Linked DNA regions of Homo sapiens: region 2 is linked to region 1. Evidence: read pairs that join two places in POLR2A ChIA-PET (ENCODE). Cell type or tissue: Panc1. All regions are shown on one strand. Each heading gives the region's core, and the rest is flanking DNA. Links, peaks and the distances in the headings are about the cores only.

Region 1 (15,124 bases), core at 5,580-10,579:
TTGTTTATTTTGCTCCTTCCTGGACAATGAAATACTGCCTATTCTTTTTTTTTTTTTTTTTTTTTGAGGTGGATTCTTGCTCTGTCACCCAGGTTGGAGTGCAGTGGTGCGATCTCAGCTCACTGCAATCTCTGCCTCCCAGGTTCAAGCGATTCTCCTGCCTCAGCCTCCCGAGTAGCTGGGACTACAGGTGCATACCACCACACCTGGCTAATTTTGTTTTTGTATTTTTAGTATAGATGGGGTTTCACCATATTGGCCAGGATGGTCTCGATCTCCTGACCTCGTGATCCACCCGCCTCGGCCTCCCAAAGTGCTGGGATTACAGGCGTGAGCCACTACGCCCAGCCGCCTATTTTTAATAATGCAGTCAGCTAGTTCTTTTCATGCACTGCTGTAGTTTTCTTCACTGCATTTACCAGTACCTAATATTATATTACATATGCATTTTCTTATTTTCTATCTTCCATACAAGAATTTGTGCCCTAAGAGGGTAGGGATTTTATCTCTCTTGATGACTGCTATAGCTCCAGAGTCTACAATGCCTATGTAAAAACCTCCCCACACATAATCTGTTGAATGTATGAAGTCACAAGGATACCTCATTTTGTGACATGTCTATTCTTATAAATTACAAAGTAAATCCACAAAGAAATAGAATTTACATACAATTTTCTTACTAAATGTCATTGTAAAAGAAACAGTCCTTATAAAATTAATTGGCTCCAAGATATCATAACATTATACTTTAAAATATAGAAAACTTAATGTTTTCTACATTTAATAAAGGTTGTAATTTCAGGAAAACAAAATCAAATCATACTATTTGAAACTATACATTTCAAACACAATGTATCAGGTTATTTTGAAGCTTAGAAAAAATAGGAAACTACAGGAAAAGTGAAAATAATGAACTGAACTTTCTAAGACAGCCCATTTCTATCATCATAAATGTTTTCAAAGCCTCAAAGAGACTCATGTGGATGTCAGATTCTGTTTCCATGTTTCTTTGAACTTTCTGACTTTTCATAAAGGAAGTCTCTGATGCCAGAGACTGAAATGTGATAAACAGCAACTCAACAGATGGGAACAACCTTTAACAAGAACACAGCTAAGTGTGAACGAAGCGAGCGGAAGCCCATTCTGGGCAATACAGGCCTGGGAAAAATGGAGGTGCAAGGTGTGGGGAATAGAAGGCCCAGAGGATGTGGACACTGCTGATGTGCAGATTTCTGTCTTATGGTGTCCTGAATACAAGACATCCTTGTATTCTAACAGCAATTCTATCAATGTTGAACATGATTAGATAATTTCTCCACTATTCCAACATGATATAACCTAGTCTTAATTGTAGATCCCAGTATTAAAGTCGTTTTTTAATTAACAGAAATAACGTGCTGCTGATTCATTTTCTTAGTTGTACCTACTGTGTGATCTTTTGACTTTTTTCTCATAAACGACTTCCATCTTTAATCATTACTTACGTTATATTTACAGAGTTGCTCTTATTTAGGGGCCCGAAGTGGCACTAATTCTAGTAAACTTTCTTCCATTTACAGCTGACTATTTTTCAGTATTTACGATAACTTTCAGCATTAGAAAAGAAACCCCAAAAAACGAGCAGGGTGTGGTGGCTCACGCCTGTAATCCCAGCACTCTGGGAGGCCGAGACAGGCAGATCACTTGAGGTCAGGAGTTTGAGACCAGTGTGGCCAACATGGCAAAACCCTGTCTCTACTAAAAATACAAAAATTAGCCAGGCATGGTGGGGCTTGCCTTTAATCCTAGCTACCTGGGAGGCTGAGGCAGGAGAATCACTTGAACCCAGGAGGTAGAGTTTGCAGTGAGCTGAGATTGCACCACTGCACTCCAGCCTGGGCGACAGAGCAAGACTCTGTCTAAAAAAATAAATAAATAAATAAAAATAGGCCAGGCGCGGTGGCTCACGCCTGTAATCCCAGCACTTTGGGAGGCTGAAGCAGGTGGATCACGAGGTCAGGGGTTTGAGACCAGCCTGGCCAACATGGTGAAACCCCGTCTCTACTAAAAATACAAAAAGAGTAGCCGGCATGGTGGCAGGCACCTGTAATCACAGCTACTCGGGAGGCTGAGGCAGGAGAATCGCTTGGACCCGGGAGGCGGAGGTTGCAGTGAGCCGAGACTGTGCCACCGCATTCCAACCTGGATGACAGAGTGAGACTCTGTCTCAAATAAATAAATAAATAAATAAAAATAAATAAATAAAAAAATAACCAAGATGACACAACCACATCCATAGGACTGTCTCCCTCCAGATGCCCGAACTTCTTTTGCATGTCAGGTATTACCCTTTCCAAGGGATCATGGGTAAGAAGAAATAAAAAAAACTTCCAAGAAATAAAAGGCATCTTTCCTTTTTATGTGGTTAAACCACCTTTTAAGTGGTTAAAGAGGAAAAAACTGACAGTGCTGTCCTAATCTCAAGCCAACCCTCTGAGTTTGGGTTCCCATTTCCAGTTTGGCCTCATTTATAAACCAAGTGACTATGTTTTTTGTCTGCTTTAAAGGGGGTTTCCAAATGACACCAGGTTTCCTACTAAAGAGCAAGATGAGTTATCCAGTTCTGAACTGGATATCAATGAAAGATGAAAACCATGGAGACAGCAGAGAGACAGAATGTGACAGAGAAGTCCAGAGAAACTTGAATGGCACCAGAGTCGTGGTGCTGAATCCCTTGTGTGGTATCTCTCAAGATAAACACACACACATAACTTCACGTTTACAATCACCAGGAAGTAAGATTTGGAATTCTCTACGAGAAGACCCTCAGACTCCACGGACCCCAGGGGAAGAATTCCTGACCTATCAGAATGCCCCCAGCCTCCATCAACTTGTAGTCATGAAACTTGTTGTGAAAAACTCACAATGCTTCATTTGTTAGGAGTGCTCAGCCTTTCCCCTGACCATCTAGAAGGTAAAAAGAATACAAGCACCCAGAAGGAAATTTGGAAAATCCAGGAAAACTGTAGAGAAAAGAAAACACTCTCCTCCAGTCTTTGTCTCATTACCCCCAAACGAGCAATGTAAATGCTCTGGTGTCTTTCTTAGGTCAGGTGTCAGAATATAAGAATGATTAAAAACAGCTGGAATCACACTGGAAATACAATGTTGTACCCTAATTTTTAGTAACTCTTCCAAATCATTCACAGAAAAACCTACAATGCCATAAAGAAGTAGTTCCCAGAGAAAGACAATGATGGGATAATTTTTCACTTCTGAGGGGGACCTACCACGTCTTCCACCTCATCATTTCTAGAATTCTTGAGAGGCTACTAAATTTTATTTTAATTTTGGCTATAACAAATGAAATAAGTATGAGTTACAGTCAAGTTCCATGATGGTTTTTGATAGGATCATCTCCCAATTAACATTTCTTCACTGTTCATAGAGAAATGTGTTTCTAAAAAGTACTTTTGCTCTCTGAGAATCTGTGACAAGGAATCTCAAGCTCTGAAACAAATAGAAAAACACTTTATGAGTAATTCTTGTTCTTTTAGGGTGTGTCACAATTTCACTATTAAACCTGTCCTGAGAGTTTAGGGGCACAGGATTGCCTTATCTTTCTTTACATTTGACAGTTAACTGTACCCACCTCTTCTCTCCTAGAATTTCACTGTACAGAGATTCACAAATTTAAATGAAATCAGAGGTCAATTGCTTATCAAGTATCAGGAGGTGAAGTAATCGACCTAATTTAGAAAAAGAAAATCCCCACAGTTGCTGGAAAGCAGGGTGGGTGTGTAAGGACTCGGCAATGACATGCCTTCAGAAACAAGAATTACTGGCAGGAAACTGTCAGGCCTCCAAGTCTACTTGCTCACAGTCAAAACCCATCTATAAATTAAAGATTTCAGAGCTATCCCTGGAAGGGCAACAATGACAAATGCACCAATTCAAAACAACAACAATAACAATGGAGGGAAATTAATCTCTGTCACTCAGGCTGGAGTGCAGTGGTGCAATCATGGCTCACTGCAGCCTCGACCTCCAGGGCTCACAAGATCCTCCCACCTCAACTCCCTGAGTAGCTGGGACTACAGGTGCATGCCACCACATCTGGCTAATTCTTTTTTTTTTTTTATTTTTAGTAGAGACAAAGTCCACCATGTTGTCCAGGCTCCACACTTCTTTGAAATGAAGAGATCAAACATATTAATACATACTTATTAAATGCTTACTTTTTTTTAACTTTTAATATTTATTATTTATTTTGGGATGGAGTTTCACTCTTGTTGCCTAGGCTGGAGTGCAGTGGCACAATGTTGGCTCACCACAACCTCCGCCTCCCAGGTTCAAGCAATTCTCCTGCCTCAGCCTCCTGAGTAGCTGGGGCTACAGATGCGCACCACCACGTCTGGCTAATTTTGGTATTTTTAGTAGACACAGGGTTTCACCAAGTTGGCCAGGCTGGTCTGGAACTCCTGACCTCGTGATCCATCCGCCTCAGCCTCCCAAAGTGCTGGGATTACAGGCATGAGCCACCGGGCCTGGCCAATTTTTATTTTTATTTATTTATTTATTTATTTTGAGACGGAGTCTTGCTCTGTCGCCCAGATGGGAGTGCAGTGGCACGATCTCGGCTCACTGCAACCTTGGCCTCCCAGGTTCAAGCAATTCTCTTGTCTCAGCCTCCTGAGTAGCTGGGACTACAGGCGCACACCACCATACCCAGCTAATCTCTGTATTTTTAGTAGAAATGGGGTTTCACCATGTTGGTCAGGCTGGTCTCAAACTTCTGACCTCCAGTGATTCACCCACCTCAGACTTCCAAAGTGCTGGGATTACAGGCATCAACCGCTGCACCCAGCCTTAAATGCTTACTTTTTAAAAGCAAAAGACTAAACTAGGTCCTGTGAGGGATTACCAGTTTTATGATATGGTTTCTGCCATCAAGTAGACTGGCACAAATTTGCAGAACTAGACTGAACACAGAAAATCAGTGTTAAAATACACAAACCAACAGCACCTTAATAGTCAAAGTCCTTTTTTCATGCAAGGGTGAGAAAATTTCAAGAAGTGGCCCAACAGGAACCACATAAATAATAGAAAAATCCTCTAGAAATCAACATATTAGTATAAAACCTTAGCAGAGGCTGCAGGGTTCTGTTATCTGCATTAAAATTACACGTTTGCCAATAAATAATTATTATCCCATTCCAACTGTATAATTTACCTTTATAAACACTTTCTTATAAAACTTAAAGCATTTCATAAATATGATCTATCTTTTAGTTAATGAAAAACGACTATGGTCTTCCCTTACTAGAAATTCCCTAAGAACAGAGCAGTAAAATAAATGGTGCAGAGTAACTTAGTCACTAATAGGATCTCAACTCATAAATACAACTTCTAGTTTAACGCATTGCTAAAGACAAATAAAACAACACCAAACTGTTTTGGACAACAGGAAGAAAATTAAAATGAGAACCAGGGAAATTTTATTTTTGGTTTTCATCATCATCAGTATACACATTATAGCATATCCACATCCTCAATGATCTCCTGGGTGGTGAACAAAGTTAGTTAAACCGCTAAGCTCCTCTTAATTTCCTGCAATGCTGTAAAGGTACATATACACATACTGAGGCTAACAGACTAAAGATAATTACATTTTATCAATTACCTCTTGTAAGGCATTCCACAGTTCCTCATCCGTGTGCTCATTAAAGGGATCCAGGTTTTTCCTCATTGTTCCAGTGAACAAAACAGGTTCCTAAGTGCCCAAAATAGTCACGGTCATTACCACAGACTCTTTTTTCATTTTATTCCAATGCTAACATCAACAATAGAATTAAGATACCAAAAAATAAAATTCATGATAATAATTATAGCGTTACAAATGCCTGTTTACAAAACAACATATCTATTAATGTTCCACTGTACAAAGCGTGCTCCAAAATACCTTCCAGACCACTGAACACTAACAAAACTGTTGCAATGTGCTATCTTAAGAAGAAAATGAAAAATACAGGCCTGATGTTTAAAACTGTTTTCCTCATATTATTAGCTTAACATGAAATATAAGGATATAATTATTCGAGGGTCTACATGAATAGAGCTATAGAAATTAACTATCAATCATGTAATACTGGAAAATACCGACAGCATGATTAAAGTTTGTGCTTCAAAGCCAAATTATTAAGCATTTTCCAATTTGCACTAAAGAATAAATTAGGATTATTTTCTCCGTTGGCAAAACAGTTTTCCAAGATTAAGAATCTCTCACCGGGCGCAGTGGCTCACGCATGTAATCTTAGTATTTTGGGAGGTCGAGGCGGGTGGATCACCTGAGGTCAGGAGTTCTAGACCAGCCCGACCAACATAGTGAAACCCTGTCTCTACTAAAAATACAAAAATTAGCTGGGCATGGTGGCACATGCCTGTAATCCCAGCTACTTAGGAGGCTGAGGCAAGAGAATCGCTTGAATCCAGGAGGTGGAGGTTGCAGTGAGCCGAGATCGTGCCATTGCACTCCAGCCTGGGCAACAAGAGCAAAACTCCTTCTCAAAAAAAAAAAAAAAAATCTCTCCAATGTCAGAATGGGACATCCTTTTTTTTTTTTTTTTTTTTTTTTTTTTTTTTTTTTTTTTTTGGCCAAAGGAGATCTAAACAACTGGGGCCAGAGGCACCTCTACTTATGAAAGGATTGCCTCTGATTTTGCATCAGTGAATCCCCACATTATCTCATCTGTGCATCAAGGTTACCTGGGTCACAGAACCTCATTATTAACTAAGAAAGCAGGGTTACCTGAAAACCACTGTGAAGGAGGTCATAATAAAATTACATCAATTTAAATAGCTGTTCCTATTCATCTGCTTCAGGAGGATCCCACAATTAAATCACTCTTGGAATATCAGCCTCTTCCTGGATTTCAAGAGAGACTCTTGAACATAAGCTTAGGTAGGCTGTGTGAAAGTTTTCTTCTGGTAGCTGGGTGCGGTGGCGGGCACCTGTAGTCCCAGCTACTTGGGAGGCTGAGGCAGGAGAATCACTTTGACCTGGGAGGCAGAGGTTGCAGTGAGCCAAGATTCCGTCACTGCACTCCAGCCTGGGCCACAGAGCAAGTCTCCATCTTAAAAAAAAAAACAACAAAAAAACAAAAACACAAACTTTTCTTCTGGAAGGCTCTAATAAGCCAGGCCATAAGGATATAGGAGCCCCATCAACTGCTTTCAAGGATAGGGGCAGAACAAGGGGATGCACAGATGTGGGAACAAGAGAAGGTGAGACTCTTCCACAGGTACTGGAGAAATGCTCAAGGGAACCACTGGCCTCAAATCTCACCTGGCTTTGGGGCAGGACTGTTCCTCCTCACTTCCCAAAAGCCTGAGAAGAGAGATAAAGGTGGTAGACTTCTTTTTTCTCCAGCCATAAAGAAAAATGATATCCAGGGAGGCTCTCATCCCTTTCCCTATCGTCTCCGTTTTAAGGCTGGTGAGGAAGAAATGGATGTAGAAGGCAGACAGGGTGCCACCAAAAACATAAGTCCTCAGCAAAATGCAAAAATGGAAACGACGGTAAAATGGGCACTTTGTGTGTATAAAGCTGATAAAGTGGCCAATATCCTTCCAAAAGCACTGAAAAGTCACTGGTCACATGATGTTTCTGAATTACCAAATGGAACTGAAAAATTCCAAGAGTCACAGGTAAGGTCTGTCTTAAAAGTACCCAACTGAAGACCAAAACCTGAACAACCATCTAAACAATGGTGGGAATTTCTTGTGAGGGGAATAACCATCATTCTGGTTATTTCAGATTAAAAGATAAAAACTTGACTTACTCTTTGTAATTATCAACTCTAAAATTCCAACCTCTGCAGGCAGAACATTTCAGAGTAGAGATTTATGGTAAACATACAATCTTCATGTAAAATGTAAAAGATTTAGTAGCCTAAGTACATATTTATTGATGGTATATATTTTAAAATGTCATTTAGTACGAGTTTTAACCTCCATTGTTAGCAAAACCAATGTTCTGTTCAACGTATTATTTTAAATGAAGCACCAGATCAAACCTGTTTTTCATTAGGGTTTAAAGGTCATACTTTTTAAAAATCTTTGCGCCATACTGAGTAGTAATTTTGTCCTCATTACTCACATAAGACAAGCTGATATTAAACATGTGACCAGGCTGGGTGTGGTGGCTCATGCCTGTAATCCCAGCACTTTGGGAGGCCGAGGCAGGTGGTTCACTGGTGGTCAGAAGTTCAAGACCAGCCTGGCCAACATGGTGAAATCCCATCTCTACTAAAAATACAAAAAGTAGCCAGGCAGGGTGGGGTGCGCCTGTAATTCCAGCTACTCGGGAGGCTGAGACAGGAGAATCACTTGAACCCAGGAGGTGGAGGTTGAAGTGAGCCAAGATAGCACCACTGCACTGCAGCCTGGGAGACAGAGCAAGACTGTCTCAAAACAACAGCAACAACAGCAAAAAAAAAACCCACCACGTGACCTAAAAATGGCCGCTCTGAATCAAAGCATTTAGTGCAGTAAATTGATAATCCCTCAGCAGGACTGCAAGACTGAAAATTACAGTCTTCCTAGAGCTTTCATATAAACTTCTGGAAGACAAGCCTCTCATTATCTCAAGAAGAAACTCTATCCACCAACCTTCAGACACTTAAAACGACCTGGGACCAAGACAAAAATCGCATGGGGAGTTACAAACCAGCAGGACAAAGCACAATACTTTACCCTAATCTTGTCCCAAACCAGGAAACTTCGCTCTCTTAAAATATACACTGCACAGTAGCTAGCCACAACTGCTGCTGCCTGATGTCCTCAGAGCTATGTGTGCATTTCAAATCCTGAAGACCTTGATTCAGGGCAGCTCATCTCCCTGTGTCAAGAATCAGGGAATCACCTGAAGTCACTTTAAATCTTGGTTTCCCTTCTTTTTTAAAAAAACCCTGTAGCCTCTGAATGAACTGATCATCATCCATTTTCAGAAGAAAAGAACATTGTTCACCAACAAAGGAAAAAGAATTTAAGTCGTGTAAAGTCTTCTTTAGATACAAAAAGGTCACCAGCTCCAGGGAGCAGTTCCATGGCCTTAATGAAGACTTCAGTGTGCAGAAACAAAGGACTGACTGCATTAGGCCAGAATCCAATTGTATTTCTTTACTAGTAACTGCATACCTACCTCTTTTCCCTTTGAATTTTGTTCTCAAAAAGAAGAAAAAAAAAAAAAAAGGAAAGAAAATCAGGTAATAAAAAAAGAAGTCTTAAAGAGACACACTCTGGTTAACCTTTTCAACTTACTGAAGAAAATTCAGGGAGTAGAAATACCAAGATAGCAGAAGTCTGAGCAGTGGGCTGCTTAAAAACTACTTAGCTTTTGCTTTGATAGAAAAACAAAAAAGTCCATCAAATATGAAAAATGAATCTGTTTAATCCTAACAAAGATTATAGCTGTTGATGTATGCCAACCGTTAGGGTGCTATCATAAATGTTGAATTTGCATGAAGTTACTCTTTAGTTGAAAACATTTATTTGTGCCAGTAGGATTGGAGGAGTAAATAATCCATCCTAAAAAAAGTTTTGAAATCCATTTTTCCAGATCCTTCAGTTAAGCAAACTCTTGTCTGAGTTATAGTATCACCTTGGTGTTCTCCTTGGGAAGTGCACTTAACTACCCTGTGTCATGAACACAAAAGAAGCATACATTTCAGCTAACTATTCTGTTTAGGGAAATTATTTAGGAAGTACTTTCACTGTTCGCTTCTTCCTGAAATTTTGAATACAAATTGAGGGGTACTTTCTTAAGAATTCAGTATTTTTTTTTTTTGAGACAGAGTCTCCCTCTGTCGCCAGGCTGGAGTGCAGTGGCACAATCTCAGCTCATGGCAACCTCTGCCTCTGGGGTTCAAGCAATTCTCCTGCTTCGGCCTCCCGAGCAGCTGGGACTACAGATGCGCACCACCACGTCCGGCTAATTTTTGTATTTTTAGTAGAGACGGGGTTTTACCATGTTGGCCATAATGGTCTTGATCTCTTGACCTCGTGATCCACCCTCCTTGGCCTCCCAAAGTGCTGGGATTACAGGCGTGAGCCACCGTGCCCGGCCCAGTATTTGTTTCTTAAAGTGACTCCAGGACTGGCCCCTGACTATGTATGTCATCATTTCTGTGCCCCAGTTCTTTCCCAGGTCCTTGCTGCTTAATCCTAACCACGAATTTGAGTTGCTAATGGTGTGGTCAAGAGTGACAGAGGACCCTGAACCATAAATGAAAGGGATAAGCCAGGAAGAGAGAGAACACAGAAACTCGTGCTCCACACAACCCCAGGAAGCCATGCAGGCTAGACTTGCCCAAACATGGCCATTCGAAGAAACAGCACTTGGTTCTGCTTTTGCTGTGTTTGCTCCCAAACTTCCTAGATTCCCTACATCAGTGTGTGGTGACACAAGCCATTTGGCTTTCCACTCACTTCTGAGGAAGAGGGGTGTATGCTTTCTGCACTGCAGACCAGTAACCTTCATGCAACCTCAAGTCTCCAGCCTTCTCCACCCTCTGCAGCCAGCGAGGCCTCGGAAGAAAAAGGGCTCTGAGCTCCCACAAGGTAAGGCTTGGAGGATCTTCTGACGCTCACTAGCCCACGACACATAAGTGAATACACTCTGTTTCCAAAATGATTTTCTTTTAGTGCTTAGTGTCACTTAAGGTTTTGGAAAAAATAAAAATAAAAATAAAAATAAATCACAAATGATTCAGTCTTTCAAAATGACCTAACTGTCCAAATGACAGATAAAGTTCAAAGAAAAGATACCTTTTGACTTTGCTGTATATTTGCTCTCTTTGGTTATGGCTTCTGGGAACCTTTTGTAAGTTGGGTAGACAGAAAAACAAACAGTACTTTGGGAGGCTGAGGCAGGCGGATCACAAGGTCAGGAGATCGAGACCATCCTGGCCAACATGGTGAAACTCTGTCTCTACTAAAAATACAAAGATTAGCTGGGTGTGGTGGCACGCACCTGTAATCCCAGCTACTCGGGAGGCAGAGGCAGGAGAATCGCTTGAACCCAGGAGGCAGATATTGCAGTGAGCTGAGATGGCGTCACTGCAGTCCAGCCTGGCAACAGAGCAAGACTCCATCTCAAAAAAAAAAAAAAAAAAAAAAAAAGAAAAGAAAAAGAAAAAGAAAAGAAAAACAATGAGTAAAATGTCTGATGAGATATCATGCTGTCCAACAAATACTTACTGAAAAAAAATTGAGCTGGATAGTTCTGAGTTCTGATTCTACTACTTATTAGCTGTTCATCTCCAGGTAAGTTATTAATCTCCCTGAGCCTTAGTTTCCTTCCTGGAGAATGGGGCTAACTTGACACACCCTGCAGGGCTGCAGTGACAATCACTGTGTCATAAGGCTCCTTGCACGGTGCTGCCAGGCAGCAGGAGCCCGGCCAAGCAGGGCAGCACAGTGAGGCACGCTGTTCTTCAAATGGCAGGTGCAACCAATGGATCATGAAATCACTTTTGTGACTCATGACCATCCTTATGTCTTTTATATGAACCAGAATAGAATGGATATAATAGAAAATATCAGGGCGCAGAAGCATGGAGTAATATCGTGTTGTGAGACTTTTGTTTCTGTGCGTGTGTGCGCACCTGCACAAGCCCACACTAAATCATGTTGCAAAGCAGAGTTCTGATCGGGGACTGCGCCAGCCAACATGGGTTTAAAGTCCCTAGGAGAGGGTTCAGGAACTCAGGATCTGGCATTGAGATTCGCCGTAAATTCCATTTGAATCCTGACTCTGCTGTTTACTTGTTAAGTGGGTTAAGCTCTCTGTGCCTCAGTTTGAAAATGTGTCAAATGAGGATGACACAGAATTGCTGTGAGGACGAAGTGGGAGATGGCAAGGAAAGAAGATAACCATGTTAAGGATTCTGCAAATGTTAGGAATTCTCACTACTTGTGTAACTTGTCTGGGACGCAACAATCACTAAAGCACTGGATCTAAGAGGGACAAGCCCCTGTTCTCACGCAGGGCTGAGAACCAGTGTCGGCTGCCTGCTCGCGAAATGCAAAGCATTAGAGGGGTACTGAGAGTGGTGAGGAATGCCGCTAAGACCGGGGTGGGGGAAAGCCAGAAAACAAAGTGATAGCCTCACCTTTTGTTCCTTGTGAGAAAAACATTAGATTTCTCTCTTAGGCTTTTATTGTGCACATTTTTTTTTGTTTGTTGCTGCTTCACTATTTAAATTTACATAAACAATTTGGTTAAAGGAATTCACCAAGGATCACAAAAATAGAAACAGAAGTTAATGAGCCAAGTCCTTCTAGAATAGCGAGTAGCAATAATGCCCTAAAGGCCTGCACCCCAATCCTTAATTAGAAATAGTTACTATTGAGCATTCCTCAGAACCCAGAGTAGGGCCACAAACATGTTCTCATCTAGTAAAATCTTCACAACAAATCTGTAAGTTAGTAATTACTAGGTTTGGTTTAAGGATGAGGAAACTGAAGCTTGGAGGCTAAGTGACTTCATTGAGGTCACACTTCTATCAGGCAGTGCTGGAATAAAAATGTGGGTCGTGTTGACGCTTAGAAGATGCTCTGAAAGATTCTATCCCAGGCAGTCTGCTGAATGATTTCCTGGGTCGCATTAAGTATTGCACAGTCCCTCTAGACTATGTTTCTTTTTTTCAACCAACATTGAGCCTTGGAGACAAAGCCATACAAAGTTAAAAAGGAAAGTCTCTCTGTTTACAATGCTTGGAGATCAGGATCTACATGGATACAAAGCTTAGCAGTGTTTTGTAAGCATGCTCCCTGGACTACATACATAGAGCATTTGCTCAAAAGTAGGGTGGAAACTTATGGAACTGAACCAAAACCTGGTGATGTCAAGGTATATTTAGTCTTTGCTCAGATGTGCTTCCAAAACATTACTGGCAGAGCCAAGAATCATCTAATGTTACTTCTTTATTTAGAGTTCTTTTATGTACACAAGCACACAACTATTTCTTATTAAGAATTCATTCAAAGTAATGCAGGGCACGTTCCTAGAACCTTTCATCCAAGGATATAAAAGCACTTTACAGACATGCCCATTATCTCTGCTAAGTAAACCTCATTTGGCCCATTTTTGAGATGGGCATAACCAAAATATAAAACTTGAGAATTTATACTCTCATTTTCTACTGTAAGCACTAAGTCATGCTTCTAATAGCCAGAGGGAATCTAACGTGCTAAACATTTCTTCCCATTTTATCCTGAAAGGGATACTTTTTTTTCTTTAAACTAAAAATAAAAATTGTGGTACAATACACATAGCATAAAATTTACTGCTTTTGCCATTTCAAAGTCAACATTTCAGTGGTCTTAAGGACATTCACACTGTTTTGCAGCCATCACCACCATCCATTCACAAGACGCTTTTCATCTGACAAAACTGAAGTCCTATGTGAAATAATGTAACTCCCAACCCCCCACCTTCCCTCAGCCCCTGGTGACGACGCTTCTCCTTTGTGTCTCTGTGAATTTGACTAGTCTAGGTATCTCATATTAGGGGAACCATCTAGTGTCTGTCCTTTTGTGACTGGCTTATTTCACTTAGCATAATGTCTTTAGGGTATATCTGCATTATAGACTGTCAGGATTTCCTTCCATTTTAAAGCTGAATAATTTCCCATTGTATGGATAGACCACGTTTTATTCATCTGCTCATCTGGCGATGGACACGAGCTATTTCCACCTTTTGGGTACTGTGATGATCATGGATGTACAAAACTCTGAGATCCTGCTTTTAATTCTTTCTGGAAGTGGAACTGCTGGATCACATTAGCTCTCATTTTTTGAGGAATCTCTACAGTGTTTTCCAAAGTGGCTGCACCATTTTACATTCCCACCAACAGTGCACAGGGTTCCAATTTCTTCACATCCTCCAAATTACTTAAGCGTGATTCCAATTGTTTTAGAGGTCAGTGCTAGGATAGCCATAACTGTACTTGGTCTAAGATAAAAATCACATTCTCCTTCCCTTCCGGTGGCACGTTCTCTATGCTTCCTACTAAACAGGCATTGAAGAGTTGTTTATATCCACATGCCCAGAAAGCTCATTACTGCCTGGGTTTTGCTCTTGTCTCCTCTCTGTGTTTCTCTTCTCCAGAATATGTGTTTGTGTGTGTGTGTGTGTGTGTGTGTGTGTGTGTGTGTGTGTGTTCCTCAGCTCCCCTCAATGACTATAGAGTGTTAAAAAAAAAAAAAACCCACATTAAAAGAAAACAAACAAAAAACCCAGCCATGTCTGGAGTTGAATATGTGGAGGTGTTAAAGTGAAGGACAGGATGGAACTGTGAGGTCCGATGGAAGCCATGAGGCCCCACAGCTGCAGACCCCATGCCGGTGGGGACAAGGTCTATGTTGCTCATGACTATACACCTGGAGAATAGTAATTACTCAATGAATACTTTCTGAATTTATGTTAAATATGAACCAAAGCAATGACAGGAGCTCTTATTGTACAAATAATCCAATCTCTAGAACACTCCTTGAGAGTCACTTCTGCAAAGGAGAAGAAAAGAAAATAGAATCAGAGTCCGGGAAAGGATGGCCAATTTAACCCTCCACCATCAGAGCAAACACTCACTGGGTCTGTGTGAAATACACCACACACTCTCACAATGGTGATCGTAAGGAAGATGAAGCAGAAGTGCAGAGAGATGGAATTCCGTCTCTCATGTTCTTCCTTGCTATTCTTTAACAACCTCCTGGTTAAAATCATTCACCAAGAGCTAGATTCTAAAAGTCACCACAAAGCCAACTATAAGTTTTTTAACTCTCACAGCCCACAGTTTCACAGAAAGCCCTTCATGGAGGTAATCACCTTTGAGAAGGTAGCTTTAGTTCCTACAGCAAAATTCCAACATTAAGACACTTAAAATCCACATCTCCCCATAGAAACCTCCCCAGTGCTAAACAAACAATGCATCATTTTGTTCTTTATGGTTATCAGTGGATAAAACTGTGGCATCTTAGTACAGAAATCTATCTGCGTAAGTTATTAAATATCACACACACACACACACACACAGAGAGAGAGAGAAATGAACAAAGCTGGATATCTGATGAAAATACCTGT
Region 2 (15,124 bases), core at 5,046-10,045, 86 kb before region 1:
ACCTAATCTAGGAGGTGACATGCCACCACTTCTCTGTATTCTATTGATCATAAAGAAAATCTGGTACAGTGTGGGAGGGGACACCAAGGTTGTGAAGACAAGGAGGTGGGGATGGTTGCGGGCCATCTTGGGGGCTAGCTACCGCAACCCCCATGGTGGTTAACAGAAGAATGGGCCTCTTCTCTGCCATAAGACTGATAGGGTGCCGTGGGGGGTTTTCTGGCTGAAAGAATTAGACAGGTCTTGGCTAGACGAGGTGGCTCATGCCTGTAATCCCAGCAATTTGGGAAGCCGAGGCAGGAGGATCGCTTGAGCCCAGGAGTTGGAGACCAGCCTGGGCCACATAGTGAGAACCCATCTCTACAAAAAAATAAAAATTAGCCTGGCATGGTGGCAAGTGTCTGTGGTCCCTGCTATTCTGGAGGATGAGATGGCAGAATCACTTGAGCCCAGGAGATGGAGGCTGTAGTGAGCCATGATCATGCCACTGCACTTTAGCCTGGGTGGCAGAGTGAGACCTTGTCTCAAAAAAAAAAAAAAAGATAATTAGACACCCTCATGCCTCATGGTTGTGGGAAGGGTCTCAGAACAAAAAATCAAATGGAAAGACTTAGGTGCAGATATTTAAATGTGAAGCCACTTGTGATAGTTAAGTTTCTATAAAGAAAACATTTCTCTTATGACTTTTCCCCAAGGAATGAAAGAAGAGATGATTTGGGAAACTCTACTTTTCCCTTAGTTACTACAGTCTCCAAAATGTTTAGTTTGTGAACAAATCCAGTCAGGTGACAAATTTTCAAGAATGTCTTCAATTTATAAAATCTTGGAGGTAGAAGCCACCTAGAACCATGCCTTCATGTTACAGATGAGGGAGGGGGACCCTGGGGACACTGAGAGACAGAAAGAGAGATGGGAATGGAACTCCCAAAGGGATATCACTTAGCTTTTTTTTTTTTTTTTTTTTAAATCCAGGGACAGCTTAGGATAAGATTTTGCCATACAAGGCTTATATTTTAATTCATTCAACACATTGGGAGGTACCTCCTGTGCCCAGGAAAGGGAAAATAAGACAAGACTTAGTTCCTGTCTCCAAGGAGCACATCTTCTCAAAGGGAGGAGGGAGAGCGAAAAAAATACGAAGCAAAATGTCAAGACAACGTGGTCAGTGGAGCTCAAGCATCTGATGGGTATCAGTGGAAACTAACAGTGCTGGAAGGTGATCATTTGTGCTTTACTCAGTATCTAATCAAATGGGGAGCAAATTACTCATCTATGGCTCTGTCTTTTAAGTTGTTTAGGAGAATAATGAACTTTTAGATAGAGTATAGGTAGGAAATACTGAAAGCCCTGAAAATATTGACTTTTCACCATAATTTAAATATTCAAGTTCTGGACTTACTAATGACACTTAAAAATCAAAATGACCTGGCAGTTCTCAAACGTTTGCTGTATCTGTATATTCATTTAAGCACATAGTTACTATCTGCTGTGTGCCAGGCACTGTGCCTGGCATGAGTGATAGAGCAATCAGTAACTCAGATGTGTCTCCATGCAGGCTTTATGAAGCTCATTATCTATTCATTATGTCCACTCTGCAGAAATGGTCACTTCTCTCTTTGCATCATGGGTGGCTTTATTTTTTAGTTTTTACTGCCACAATTGTCCCCAAGGCTACAGGGAAGCAAAGTCTTCAAAACTTAACAACAACAACAAAAAAATCTGGCCTCTCGAGGTGAAAAAATTGATGGAAGTATTTGCACTGTTGTCACTGGGTCCAACAGAGCCACCATTTCTTGAGGAAACCCTTTTGGGATTTGTTTCCTTAATGCAAAATGTACTTGAGATGTGACTCAACTTAGCGATGTCCCAGAATAAACTTTCACTTCCAGAGTCAGAGATAAGTACATTTTCCTTCTTCTTCGGGTCATGACAGATTGGCTTGGAAGGAAAGCTTGGGTCACGTCTAGGAAGTAACTGCCAGTCATTTGTGTGTGTGGTTCACTGGAACATTCAGGCTCTTCCAGGGACTGGCTTGTTAATGGCTGAACAAGCTAAATGCCAATCAGGAGAAAACCATTTGTTTTCCATGAATACTTCTACTTCTTGTGATCTAGAGCCTTCCCTCAAATCTCATCTATTTAGGAAGGATTCGAGGACAATGGATTAATAGCATTAATATTTCCCTCTCCACCTCCTGGAGGGCTCACATTTTTCAGGAGAAGATGACATCAGTGTGAAACTTGCCCTTCTTAAGCTTTCAGAAACATGTCTCCTTATTTAAAGATTAGATTATCCTTCTCTACTGTTTTCCATTAGATTTGCTTCTTTTCTCCTTTTTGGAGAAGGCCAGCTCACTATTTTTAAAAGGTGATGGACCATGTCAGGATTTAGAAAGTGAAAGGAAAGAGATTGGTTTGGATTTTCTCAGTCTTTGTCTGCTCTAAAGCTCAATAAACTTCGAATGGTGACTGCAGGTATAAGGGTAGAGGAAGGCTTTTATATCCTTAGAAAACCTACGTTTCAGTTGGATTACAGAGGTAGTCAGAAGATAGGGAAAAAGTTCCAATAGCATTTTGACTACTTTCCATGTCAAAGGATATATATCAGCCGTATTCCATTGCTATGAGAATCAGCATGTTTAAGTATTGATAAAAAAAATTTTAGGGAACACAATACAAGTTATCAAAAAATTGGATGAGTTTGTTGTAATAAAGACAGGACTGTATGTAGTTTATATTCAAGTTTATGGATTCTTCTGAATACTGAATAAATTGTCAAAATGGTACTGAAACTCTATGTGAAAGGCTCAGCCTAAATTCTGTTAATCTGGCTGATACATCTTTCTGTGATTTTAAAAAAAGATTCGGGAGTGGGGAGGGATAGCTTTAGGAGATATACCTAATGCTAAATGACGAGTTAAGGGGTACAGCACACCAGCATGGCACATGTATACATATGTAACTAACCTGCACATTGTGCACATGTACCCTAAAACTTAAAGTATAATAATAATAAAATAAAAATAAATAAATTTAAAAAATAAAAATAAAAAATAAAAAGACTCTAAGCAAAAATTTTAAGCTTATTCCAGCACCATGATAAAGATTCCTTGGGACTCGATTATATTCATTTATTGTGTGGATCCCATGTAACCTGTCTTTACATTTTACAATGTACAATTTACAAAATAACACAGCATACAGAGCACATCTAAAGCAGGTGGTAAAATGGAGATGTGCCACTCTCATTGTGGGTTTATATAACACATAGGAATCTCCTTAGTCTATGCTTAAAATATGAAACTGAGCAAAAGTCATTGGTCAATATTTTTATGAGCATAGATTTCCTCTCCAGTTTCTTTATCAGTAATACATGCGATAAGATCAGAGTAGCCTGTGGCCACTCAATGGTTAACATATTAATTTATTAAAACTTTCCAATTTCAACCAGTTGGGTCGAACTGGAGAAGTTAGGGAATTTGAGGAAGTTGGGGATTTTTTTTTTTTTTTTTGTGGGACGCTGCCAATTACGGAATTGATAAACTTGAATTCACACCCAGTGGTGGAGCTCAGTCACCTTTTTCACAAAGTGAGTTTTCACTCTTTATTTCTGTGTACTTAGCCTAGGGCTCCCTTTCCCTTACCAGAGAGTTTTGCATATCAGAAATGATTGAGAAAAAAATAAAGTTATTATGTGCACTAGGAACTGAAGACAATGCCTGCAGCCAAGGTTAAGGAAAGATTGAATGAGGTATGGTACCATTACTTGTGTATTATGACTACTCTCCAATTTGGAGAAATAAATACTGTGTAATAATCTATTATCAGATAGCCAGTGCTGCCCATCACCCTTTCTTCAGTCCTTTTTATTTGGGTACACAGATGTATCAAGGGAGGATAAATTAATTAACTATGCATAATTACCAAATTCTCTAAACACACGCAGACTTTACACAGTGTCTTTGCTGGACAGTGCAGGTTGTTGGTATAGATGGTAGATAGCCATCATCTAATGTAAATCTATTCACACAGCAGGGTCAAGTGAATTCAAATTCAAATGATGCACCCATAATATGTTCTCTAACGTGAAGCATTGTAAATTTCCTCACTGCAGAATGCAATAATGCCTTCGATATAAGGTATTCATCCCGATTATACTAATCACCATGGTGCATTTAGATATCCAAAGATACTGTATTTTGAGCATATAGGATTTATATAACTTTAAAATTTTGTGATTCGGTATTTTTACTTGGCTAGAGGTATTAATTTGATTAAATGCACACGAAGACTTTCTCCCAATACCCAAAGAAAACTATTTGCATTTTTTAAAATTATCACAGCTTGTTATATAATTACAGCCTCTGGGGCTAGATTTCTTTAACAATGCCCCAGTCTCCTCTCTACTGCTTCTCTAATGACAATACACTTTCCCTTCAAAGTTTCCCAACCTATTGCTTTCTATAACTTACCTCTTCCTGTAAGAAGCAAGTTTGTTAGCTCATTAATACAGAACTTACAGAGAGGGTTCACTACATATCGATCTAATTAAAACGTTTTTGAGTCAGGACAACAATAATAATGGGATTAACTATTGTAATTTGTGCAGCCAAAGTATATACATAAATAGGTAATCTTTATTTTTCTATATTACTGGTGGAAAATGAATTTCAGACATTAGGACCTGGGAGAGTCGGGAGCTACAGCTGCTGAGCTAGTGCCCCTCCCATGGTTCTGGCCAGCAGCCCTGACATCCCTGCACAAAGTAATCACAGATCACAGCATTTAATCACTGAAAACAAGCACTCCAGAGGACAGCGGTGTCAATATCCCACTCTCTCATTATCTGTTTGGATTGCACATCCACACTGTCAGATAAACAGAGTGGAAAATTAAGATTAAAAATATGGTAATTTCATTTCAGGCAGCAGGCACCACTCACTGCCCCTATTATGCTATTGATTACCTCTGAATTCAATTTTTCTTTCAATGCAAACTTTAATCTGTTTGCTACCCAGCAATTCAAGTCCCCAAGGGCTATTTGAGAGTAAGTAACCATTTAATCTGATGCTAACTGAAAAATCACCGTCCTTAATGAATTGTGTAAATCATTCAGCTCTAAAGCACCTTTGACTTCTATTTCATTTTTTATTTTCCACTCAATATAGGAAAGGATCGGCGTGTGAATAATTACAAAGTAGCAAGTATTTTTACATACAGCAAATATGATAAAAACCCTATTATAGTGGGGCATGTGTAATGAACAGTACTTTTTAATTTCAAAATAGCTATTCATTAAAAAAGAATGGGAGATTAAAAAGAGAGGCTCAAAGCTCAAGGTAAAAGTTGATAGACATTGTAATTACATGGTTAATTTCAAAGATTTATATGCTGTTATTTAAAAGGAATTTTTATGACCTGACATTTTCATTTGAGAAGATTTTTTATTTAAAATTAATCTTCGAGCTCCTATTCTTAATTATTTCTTGGCAAGCGATAAATGGTAATACAAAAAAAAATGCCCTATATCAAATTTTAAGCGGAATAAATGCATGCGAATTTTCGAAAAGCAATAAAGTGGTTTTTACTTATTTGAATTGCGTTACATTGAAATCCCCTGTTGGGGGAATTTGTGGGCGAGAGCTGGAAATTATTGGCCCATTTAAGGGAGCAGCAATCTTACTGCAGTGCAGCGTTTATGACACTTGAAAACAGATTGGAGAGTGGGTTTTGCTCGGGCGACTTGATTGTCTTTCAAGTTGGCGTTAAGAGTTTTCAACAGGTCTCCTTCCCTGCCAGCCGGGACCCCGGGGGTCCCTCGGAGCAGGGCGGGTGGGACCGCTCGGCCTCCTTCTCTCGCCCGCACGGGCGCCGCCGCAGACCCGGAGCAGGCACCCGGCGGCCGCCGCGTGGGCTGCAGCTTAGCCTCCTCTGCGGGCGCCCGGCAGGGCTGCGCGGCCGAGACTCGGGGCGCCGGCGCCGGGGCGGCCGGGAGCTCTGTCATTTGGCAACTCCCTGCAGACTGATGACACGGCGCTTTCCATGGTCGAGCCCCACAAAGTGTAGGGCTGCGGGGCGCACCTGGCTGGGCTCCTAATTACCCGGCCTGGGACGCACGGGGCAGCCGCGGAGGGTGGCGCCTGGGGTCGGGCCGGGGTCCCCTTCGCCGCAGTCCCGCCCACCCGCAGCCTCCGAGGGGTCCCGGCCAGGGCGTTCTCCACACGCTCGGCTACCTGCAGGGGTTCGCCACTGCAAGCCGGGCCAGTAGAAGTTTGGGGGCGAAGGCAGAGAGCATTTCCTTCTCGGCTTTTGGCGCCTCCACGCTGCACAGAGGCAGGGGCGACTCTGCAGGCCCCGTTTCCCCCATCCTCCCCTCCACCCCAGTTCCCCGCAGGACGTAGGCGCCGTCCCTAGCTCCCCCTTCTGTCCTCGCCCTAACACCGCAGGGCCTCTCCTGGGGATGTGGGGTCCTGCGTGCTTTTGGGGGCTACAAAAAGTGGGGGCCGTCGCAGAGCAGAGGGAAGCTAGGAGCGGGCAACGAATTGAATCCTGGAGACCCGGGAGGAGCGAGGCTGCTGCCGTCCCCGGGGAAAGGGCGACTTCGGCGGGGATACCCCGTGCCAGGCCCTGCAACTCCCGGGCCCTCGGGAATGGGATGGGGGAGGCGCGGGGTGCGCGCAGCTCCCGGTGATGTTAAGGCGTCCGATGGAGACTTGGGTTATTTGCTTCGCGTATCCTCCCCTGTTCCTCTGCACCGAGCTCCTGGCTGCCGCTGCGGCCGCTGTGTGCCCGAGGGGCGGCTCTGTAACCCGGCTCCAGGCATTTCTTAGGTTTCCCATCCCCGCCCTCCAAGCTCCCGGGAGCGCCTGCTCCGCTGCCCGCAGACAGGCGTCGTTCAAACCTCAGCTCTGCTCGGTCTGCATTCATGGACCCCAGATCTTCACCCTAGGATTTCCATCTCAGCATTTCACGTTCCCGGGGAAAAAGGGAGAGGGAGAATGAGAGATAACCGTGAGCGCCTAAGCAAGGGATTCCTTGCAGCTCCATTACGGGAGATGCCCTTTTGCTCTAACTCCCTGTAACTTAAGAAGAGGCTGCACAAAGCTCTGATCTCGGGGAGGAGTCTTGGGGTGGAAAGTACAAAAGTCAGTTGTGCCGGGCAAAAACTGAAGTTGAAATCTTATCCTGCACCCAGCTCTTGTTTTGAATTTCTGAACTTGAGCTAGTGAGTGTTATTTCAGGTTAAGAATAGTTCTGGGAGGGCGTGGGGTAGTGGGGAGGGTGCAAACTTCTTGCTTGATCCATTTCCACTCTTCAACCTTAAGGACTACCCATTTTAGCTTACAGGATGGTAAGCCCCCAAATCAAAACCCTTTCATTTACTCTATGGATTTCCACTTGCTCAGAGGTGTAACAGCTCTGTAGGCTTGGTTTTATCATTAAAAAAGAAAGAAAGAAATCAACATTAGCAAATACTTATTTCATTCACTAAATATTTATTGAGCACCAGACACCGTGCTAGGCAGAAGCCGGTCACGGTTCAGGCAGTTTTATAAAACATTTTATTTTGTTGGAAGCAATGAATGGCTGCATAACAATACTTAATGTATTTTAAATGCATGCATTACTTCTCCAACTGGCTATAATAGCTTCCCTAGAACTCATCTGAGCTGTCCTGTCAATGACGGTTTAAAGACCGTGAATCCTACAGATTATCAACTACTAGGTACTGTCCAGAAGGTGATCATCCGCCCAGAACTTGGGGCTCTGACCTTTTAAAATACATTCAAAACTATAACCTTTATAGGTCATAATGCTGGAAATGTTGATGCATTCAATGAAGAGCATATTTTGACTACTTTCATTTCTATATTGCCTACATTTTAAAAATTTTTTTATTTGCTTGTTCCAAAATTTCCAAAGGCCACATTCTCAGTGTGGTCCATGAGGCAGCATATTTTTCAATTTTAAAATATTGAATTATGTGCAGACCTCAAAAGAAACAGTAAACGTTTGTTCTGATCTTTGCTTTAAAAACGCCTGGGCCAATTAATTTTTTAGCTGTTGATTTTTAAAGTAACACTTTCACCGAGAAGGAGGTGGAATGTCAAGAAGCTGAGCCCATTAGGTTTGCATTTTCTCAGTCTGAAAATGCATGCAAAACAGCGCATTTGTAAATGCAGACCTGTGACAGTATATGTAAATGGAATATTTAATAAATGCAAAGCCCCTTTAAAATAGTAACCAACAGTCTGACCTGTCAAATGTGACAAAAATACAGGTTTATGTTTATCCCTCTGTCTTCCCTTATGTCCAGTGAGTTGTATTGAAGTCTTATAATTTTGAAGATAGACTATTAGCACAGAAAAACTAAAACAGGCTTCCTACCATTACCCCCTATATTTTCTTGATTTTTTAAAAATTATGTTTTTGTTGTTTAAATGATCATTTCTTCTGGCTTGGAAATTGGGAAATTGGGTGGCAGGAATCAAGGAGCAGGTTATCAGGAATACTAAAACCTTCCACGGAGAGGTTGCTACTCTGGCTTAATTCTTTTAATAGCGGGTGTTTTCTTCCCTCTGTTCCTCAATTACATTTTAAAAACAATCATAGGCAGGAGCATATATAAGACATAAATATCACTTTCCCTTGAGTTTTAAAATCTGACATTGGGAAATAGAGAATGGCATTAAAGAAGCTGTCCCTTCCAGTGTAACTGTTAGAGTTCATTTAGAGGAACGGGCCCAAATGGCTCTCCTGGTGAAACACTTCTGAATCAAAAGCTAGTCTGACTGTCAACCACTTGGACCAGGAATCACTTAGGGTTTCCCTCGGGAAAGGACTATGTTGGTAGCATTGATGGGAAAAGTAGTGACGGGATGGGGGGTGCATATAAGGAGTCCATATGGAGAAGCTGAGGAGCTCTGTGGAGGAAATCCCATGTATCAAAGCTACTAAGAGCTGAGGAGAGCAGTGGTTATGCACTGGAAACATGTACTGAAAATTAAATGAAGAATCTGTTCAGTGTTAGTTTAGATGAGGGAGTTCTCTTGACCTTTGACAAGGAGATAGGAAAATCCAGGAGAAGTACATGAAAAAAATGTTTAAGATATGGGTATAAATTATACAAATGCTGGACATAAAGGGTAGGGAAGAGAAAAGAGATCAGGTATTGGGAGTCATTTATTCATGCATTTGTTCTGCAAATGTTTATTGAGCACCTACTAGCTCTAGCCACTGATCAAACCTTGGGAATGAAGACCGTTCCTGAATGGAGTTACATTGCATTTATTAAAATTAATGCCTCTCATTGGTTGCTACTGCTAGAGAAGAGAAAGAGTAATTCATAATTTACTAGGTGCTGACTCAATGCTTTCCTTTAGGACTGCAGTGTCCCTCTGGCCAATGGAATCAGAGATTCCAAATGGCATTTTGTCCATTGAGTCATTCAAATTCAGTTCCCAAAGGTGGTCCAAACTCACCAACTTTCACATAGTTGAGAGGAAAATTAATATTTTCAAGGACCTACCCCTAGGCTGGGGGTATTTGAAATGTTAGTCCACTTAATCCACAAAATGATACCCATGAGGCCGTCATGCTTACTTTATTACAGATGAGGAAACTGCTCTCCCAGCATGAGACTCCATCCAGCTAATGTGTAAAGTTACCTTACAAACTGCAAGCTGTTATGTAAATGTAAGGTATCTCTGTTAAACTTTAACTCAATTTATTTTTAAATATCAATTCTGACAATGGTGAAGTGACAAGACATGACCCTCATTTCATTATTGGCAATGAAATGATTTCTAAGCATCTTCCTCTTACTTTTTTTTCAGGTGAATTAATGTTATAGAGATTGTTCAAAATAATAATAATTTATCTATCTATAGATGTCTGTCCTGGTATAGGTTCCTGTCTCCAGATGGTCTGTGGGAAGAATTTGTGTTTTCAAGCTAGTATCTCTCATCCAGGCTCTGTGCGTGTTATTCTACTATGTTAAAGACTGGGGCTGGGGACGGTGGCTCATGCCTGTAATCTCAGCACTTTGGGAGGTGGAGGTGAGAGGATTGCTTGACCCCAGGAGTTGGAGACCAGTCTGAGCAAGAGAGTGAGAGCTTGTGTCTACAAAAATAAAAAATTACCTGGGTACGGTTGTGAGTGCCTGTAGTCCCAGCTACTTGGAAGGCTGAGGTAGGAGGATTGCTCGATCTCAGGAGTTTCAGGTTACAGTTAGCTGTGATCATGCCAGTGCACCCCACCCTAGACAACAGAGCAAGACCTCATCTCAAAAAAAAAAAAAAAAAAAGGATTTCTTCCAATTAAACATTCTTTTCAAAATAACTCAGTTTGAATGAGAACATCATCTGAATCATTTCCAGCTACTTACAGATTGCACCTTCTATACAACCCCACAGTTACAAACTAAATTTTCTTTATAATCACTTTCTGCAACTCTCAGAATAGTTAAGCATTACCTGAATATCAAAGAGCAACCTTGGGACAGAAAGGATTTTAGCTATTTAATTGCCAAACTCTAGAAAAATACAAACAAATCTTTGGAACCCAGCAAATGATATTGATGCATGGTTTCTCTGCTGGGCACGTCAATTTGCATGCAGTGACGTCACTGCCTAGAGCAAATTAATGATGAGCTCCTTGAGTGAACAAACGCTGAGCTTCTTCAAACTTATTCCATTGATACCCTTTTCTGAGGAGGTTGGAATCAACCCAATTGAAAGAATCAACTATGGACATTGCCAGTTTTGTAAAATGAAGTTTGTCGAGGAGAATCAAATATCTCATAGCTAGTTTGAAAGGAAGGCAGATGTAATCTTGAATGATTCACATACATTTATAAGGTGTTAAAGGCATGAAAATTAATTTTAAAATATTTTTCTTTTTTGAAGTTTTCTTGCTGATTACATTCCTCCACATGTACTTGCGGTATGAAGTGTCCATAGTAAAAGTTACTTTGCAGGTTGATCCTTTTTTCTTTTTTTTTTTCTTGAGATGGAGTCTCGCTCTGTTGCCCAGGCTGGAGTGTAGTGGCACGATCTCGGCTCACTGCAACCTCTGCCTCCTGGTTCAAGCAATTCCCCTGTCTCACCCTCCTGAGTAGCTGGGACTACAGGCGTGTGCCACCACGCCTGGCTAATTTTTGTATTTTTAGTAGAAACGGGGTTTCACCATATTGGTCAGGCTGGTCTTGAACTCCTGACCTCAGGGGATCCACCCGCCTCGGCCTCCCAAAGTGCTGGAATTACAGGCGTGAGCGACCGCACCTGGCTGCAGGTTGGTTCTTAATCAGTGTAGTTGAGCCTTAGTCTAACAAGTCAGTCTGCTTCCAAAACCACATTAATCCTTTCCAACAGCCATCTGAAGCTAGGAGTTTTCTGTCAACCCAACAATATGTTCTCATGAAAGCCTTTAGTTTGTACAGTGTGTTGCAATTTACAAAGCACATCCACAAACATTCTCTTGTTTTGGTCCTTACTATACCTACTACGAAGTTTGAAGGGCTGCTGGTGTTTTCTTCCATTTGCAAGTGGAGACAGAAAGCACCTAAAATTCAGAGAGATGCCATGACTATTTTGTAGTAAGACAGCTAGGGAGTGCTGGAGCCAGTACATCTCCTCCCAATTCCAGTCATCTCTCCACTAACCACCCTACCTCTGCAAGGAAATCAGTTGCAGTTCTACATTGAGCTGTCAACATTTCCATTTAAAAGTTCCAAGATCTGCCCGAACATATAAATGGTGGCATTATCAAGCTTTACTAACAGAAAGAGAAAAGTTCAACTCTCCATTTCCCCTGAGACCTTTTAAAGTGACCTTTAGTTCTTCAAGTCATCTTTTATTTCTGGCCAGATAGCGTAATATACAATCAGTGCCTGAAGAAGCCGTGTTTATTTTCAGTCAGCTTAAACGCCTCCTTTTACTCTCTGGGATATTTCAGGTTCATGCCCAAAAGCTGCTTAGCTGTCCAGCTGTTGGTCTATTGGTCAGTGGGGGTCAGTGAATTATGCTAAAATAGTGCCAGCTTAGCAGAATGTTAAGGAATTATTCACAGGAACAAAAATATTTAAAGCCTGGATTCCACTGGGCATATGTATCTGATGTTGGATGTTGATTTTTTTTTTTTACAGTTACTTAAAGAGATTCTCCTTTTTCCTTTTCTTAAATATGCAACTTTAGCTGGTCTGTCTCCATCAATTTAACACTTTTGAGGAATATCCCATATCCCTGCCATAAGATGATAGACACTGCTGATCCTGTATCCAGCTGCATCTGTAGCATCTCGGCCTCCACCCGGGGTGTTAACCAGATTATTTTTCTATCACTCTTGCCCACACTGAATATGCTGAATACTGTATCTCTCAACTGGCTAGCCCACTCTCACAGCCTGAGTCTCTATTATCGGCAGCCACAGCATGCATATGTTTATTTAGTTTCCATTCCTTAGGGAATCCTCTGTGCTCTTCCTTGAGTAACACAATATTTGGGTTTTCCCTTTTCTGTTACATCTCCTGAAATACTCATCTTTGAATGTATATTCAGAATGGTTACAGAAAGCTTTCCCACAACAGTAACATGCCCCTGCCTGCTTTGAATTCTGGCACACAACAATGCAATTATTTTATGCATGCTTGCCTTGTGTCTCCTGGCTGCTTTTAGTCTCAGTGCATCTCTTGCTGCAGTTTCCATAAGCACAGCGGCTCACAAGCTGTTCTAAAATGTGCACCCTTCTTCATTCCAAATCTTGCCCTGTTCACTTCGGATGTGCATTTTTAGAGCAATCCTTTGGTGAAGCCAATAGTTAACAATTCCTCAGCTGCCAATAATCAGGACAGTTCTGTAAACCATCTTCTATGAAGTGGCAGATTTATATTTGAACGCTGAATCCTTTAGTATAGACAATAACAGAGGAGCTAAAATGCCATCGAGAATTATGGCTTGGATGTGGCAGATGTGCAGTAAACAGATTGGCTTTTGTATAAACAGTGTGTCTCATTACAGGGGCAAACTCAGGATTAAGAAAGACAGGCAGGAACTGGGGGTACCTCCTCTTAGCCCAAAATACCCCCAAAATGGTGCAATACATCTTTTCTTTCCAATGGAATCTGTAAGATTACAAACTTATTCCAGTGTTGTTTAAAAATAACTATTCTCTATTCCTATTTGTGTTTTTCAGACCCCTGTAAAATTGTTGTAGGCCCATGCAGGCTCGACTCTATTCACCCTGTTGATTAGGCTCCTTTGAAAGAGAGGAGTTGATGAGGTAGAGAGCTGAGATATGATTTTGTTGACTTTCTAGCTAAAGTTTCTTAGGAACAAGTGGGGCTTTTGCCAGCTGTGATCTACCCAGGAGAAGGCAGGACAAAAAATATCTGAAGCACAGGAAGCTTTCTCTGACTAAACACTCCAAACAGGGAACAGGGTTGCCTTCCCCAGCAGCAGATTCCTGCAAGGAGCTCAGCTTATTCTCTTAATTAGGGATAATTTGTACGTAGGCTTGGGAAGAGGCATGTCAAAGCCTTTGACAAGTCATTTTCAGGATTCCCATGTTAGAGGCAGAGTAAAGGAGGCACCAAAAGGTCAAGCGATTTGCCTAAGGTCATGGATGAAGTATATCTTTTCATCCGTGTTTTCACAGCACCTGGAACTGCAGGAACAATGATGTGTTCCCACAGAGCTAGGAGAAGGAGGAGAGGGTAAAAGGAAGAGACTGGTGGACACATTGCTAAGACCAGAGATAAAATAGCCAGGGCAGCTTGATACCAGAAAAAAGAGGTCCACATACAACCTGCTTTTAAGTGGGCAGTGACTCAGAGAAAGGAAATAACAGAATATTCACTGAATTATTCAATATATGTTTTACCAAATGACTGCTATGTAAATGGCATTGAACTAGGCATCTTGTGGAGAAGTGCAAAAAAAATATTAAATTGGTCTTCTAGGAGCTTTCCACATAAGTGGGAAAACAAGGCATATAAGCATAACCAAATAAGTGTATAGCACCCAACCATGAAGCCCCACTGCTGAGTGTAATTACTGGGGCATAGTAGATGCTCAATAAATGTTCCCTGAATTAATAGTTATTCACTCACTACCAAGCTTGAAATTAAACTCTGCCAAGGTATTTTTGTGTTTGATTTGATTGCCTAAAGTTTATATAGGCAGGTTTTAAGGAGAGGTAAAACTGACTTTTAGAGTAAGTTTTAAACACTTTTTTTACCTTTAATTTTCAAATAATTTCTGAGATTCAAAAAAGTTGCAAATACACTAAGACAATTCCTATATATCTGTCATCTTCAGATGTTAATATCTTACATAACCACAGAACTATTATCAAAGTGAGGAAATGAACATTGTTACAATACTATTAACCTATCCACAGATCTTTTTCAAATTCTACCAGTTGTCCCATGAATAAGATACAATTCAGGATCACACGTGGCAATTAGTCAGTTAGTAGTCACACTGTCACACTTTCTTACCCCTTTGCAGTCTGGTTCAGGCTTTCCTTTTCTTTCTTGTCCTTGATACTTTGAGGACTGGCCTGCTATTTTGTAGAATGCCCCTCAATTTAGATTTGTCTGATGTATCCTTTTAAATAAGTGTGTGTCTTTTTTGGCAAGAATGCCACAGAAGTGATGTTGTACCCTTCTCAGTACATCATATCAGGAGGCACATGATATCACTATGTCTCATAACAAGGTACAGTGGTATCTGCCAGGTTTCTCCACTAAAAAGTTACTATTTTTCCCTTGTAATTAGTAAGTTTCCTATGGGGATATTCTTTGAGACTATTCAAATATCCTGTTTCCTATTTTACTTTCACCCACTAATTTATCATCCACCTATATGATTCTTGAATGCAACAATTATTATGGTGTTTGTCAATGGTAATTTTCTATTTCCTCCCACATTCATTAATCAGAATTCTGCTGTAAAAAAAAAAAAGCTTTCTCTCACCCCATTTATTGAATGATTTTTAAAGAGTGGGATTTATGAAGGCACGGTGCATGGGGAGGAGAGAGTGAGCACCATGAGAGTCATGATGACAAGGTTGTTTGGGTGCAACAAAGAAAAGAGACAGGGCTGGGCATAGTGGCTCACACCTGT

The links. ChIA-PET counts read pairs that join two places held together with the same protein. Peaks named below come from ENCODE experiments on the same cell type or tissue, not always from the same donor. Only the 100,000 strongest peaks of a DNase experiment are listed, where the experiment ranks them.
Region 2: POLR2A ChIA-PET joins it to region 1 with 5 read pairs; 2 of 35 experiments call an interaction of 5 or more read pairs at or near these places.

What each region holds. Positions count from the first base shown.
Region 1 is chr13:95,047,433-95,062,556 of GRCh38, forward strand. ABCC4 (ATP binding cassette subfamily C member 4 (PEL blood group)) reads right to left here. Exons shown (of 31, transcript NM_005845.5): 27 at 5,663-5,752. Among named protein-coding and RNA genes, the nearest start is that of LINC00557, 95 kb to the left of the region's middle. RefSeq lists an enhancer at 3,788-3,977. In Panc1, for the core only: no CTCF peak of the experiment used is centred there; no DNase peak of the experiment used is centred there.
Region 2 is chr13:94,961,831-94,976,954 of GRCh38, forward strand. No RefSeq gene overlaps it. Among named protein-coding and RNA genes, the nearest start is that of LINC00557, 9.4 kb to the left of the region's middle. RefSeq lists enhancers at 4,380-5,735, 4,432-5,766. In Panc1, for the core only: a CTCF peak has its summit at 6,402 (motif pointing left); no DNase peak of the experiment used is centred there; H3K4me3 peaks cover 1,917 bases; H3K27ac peaks cover 298 bases.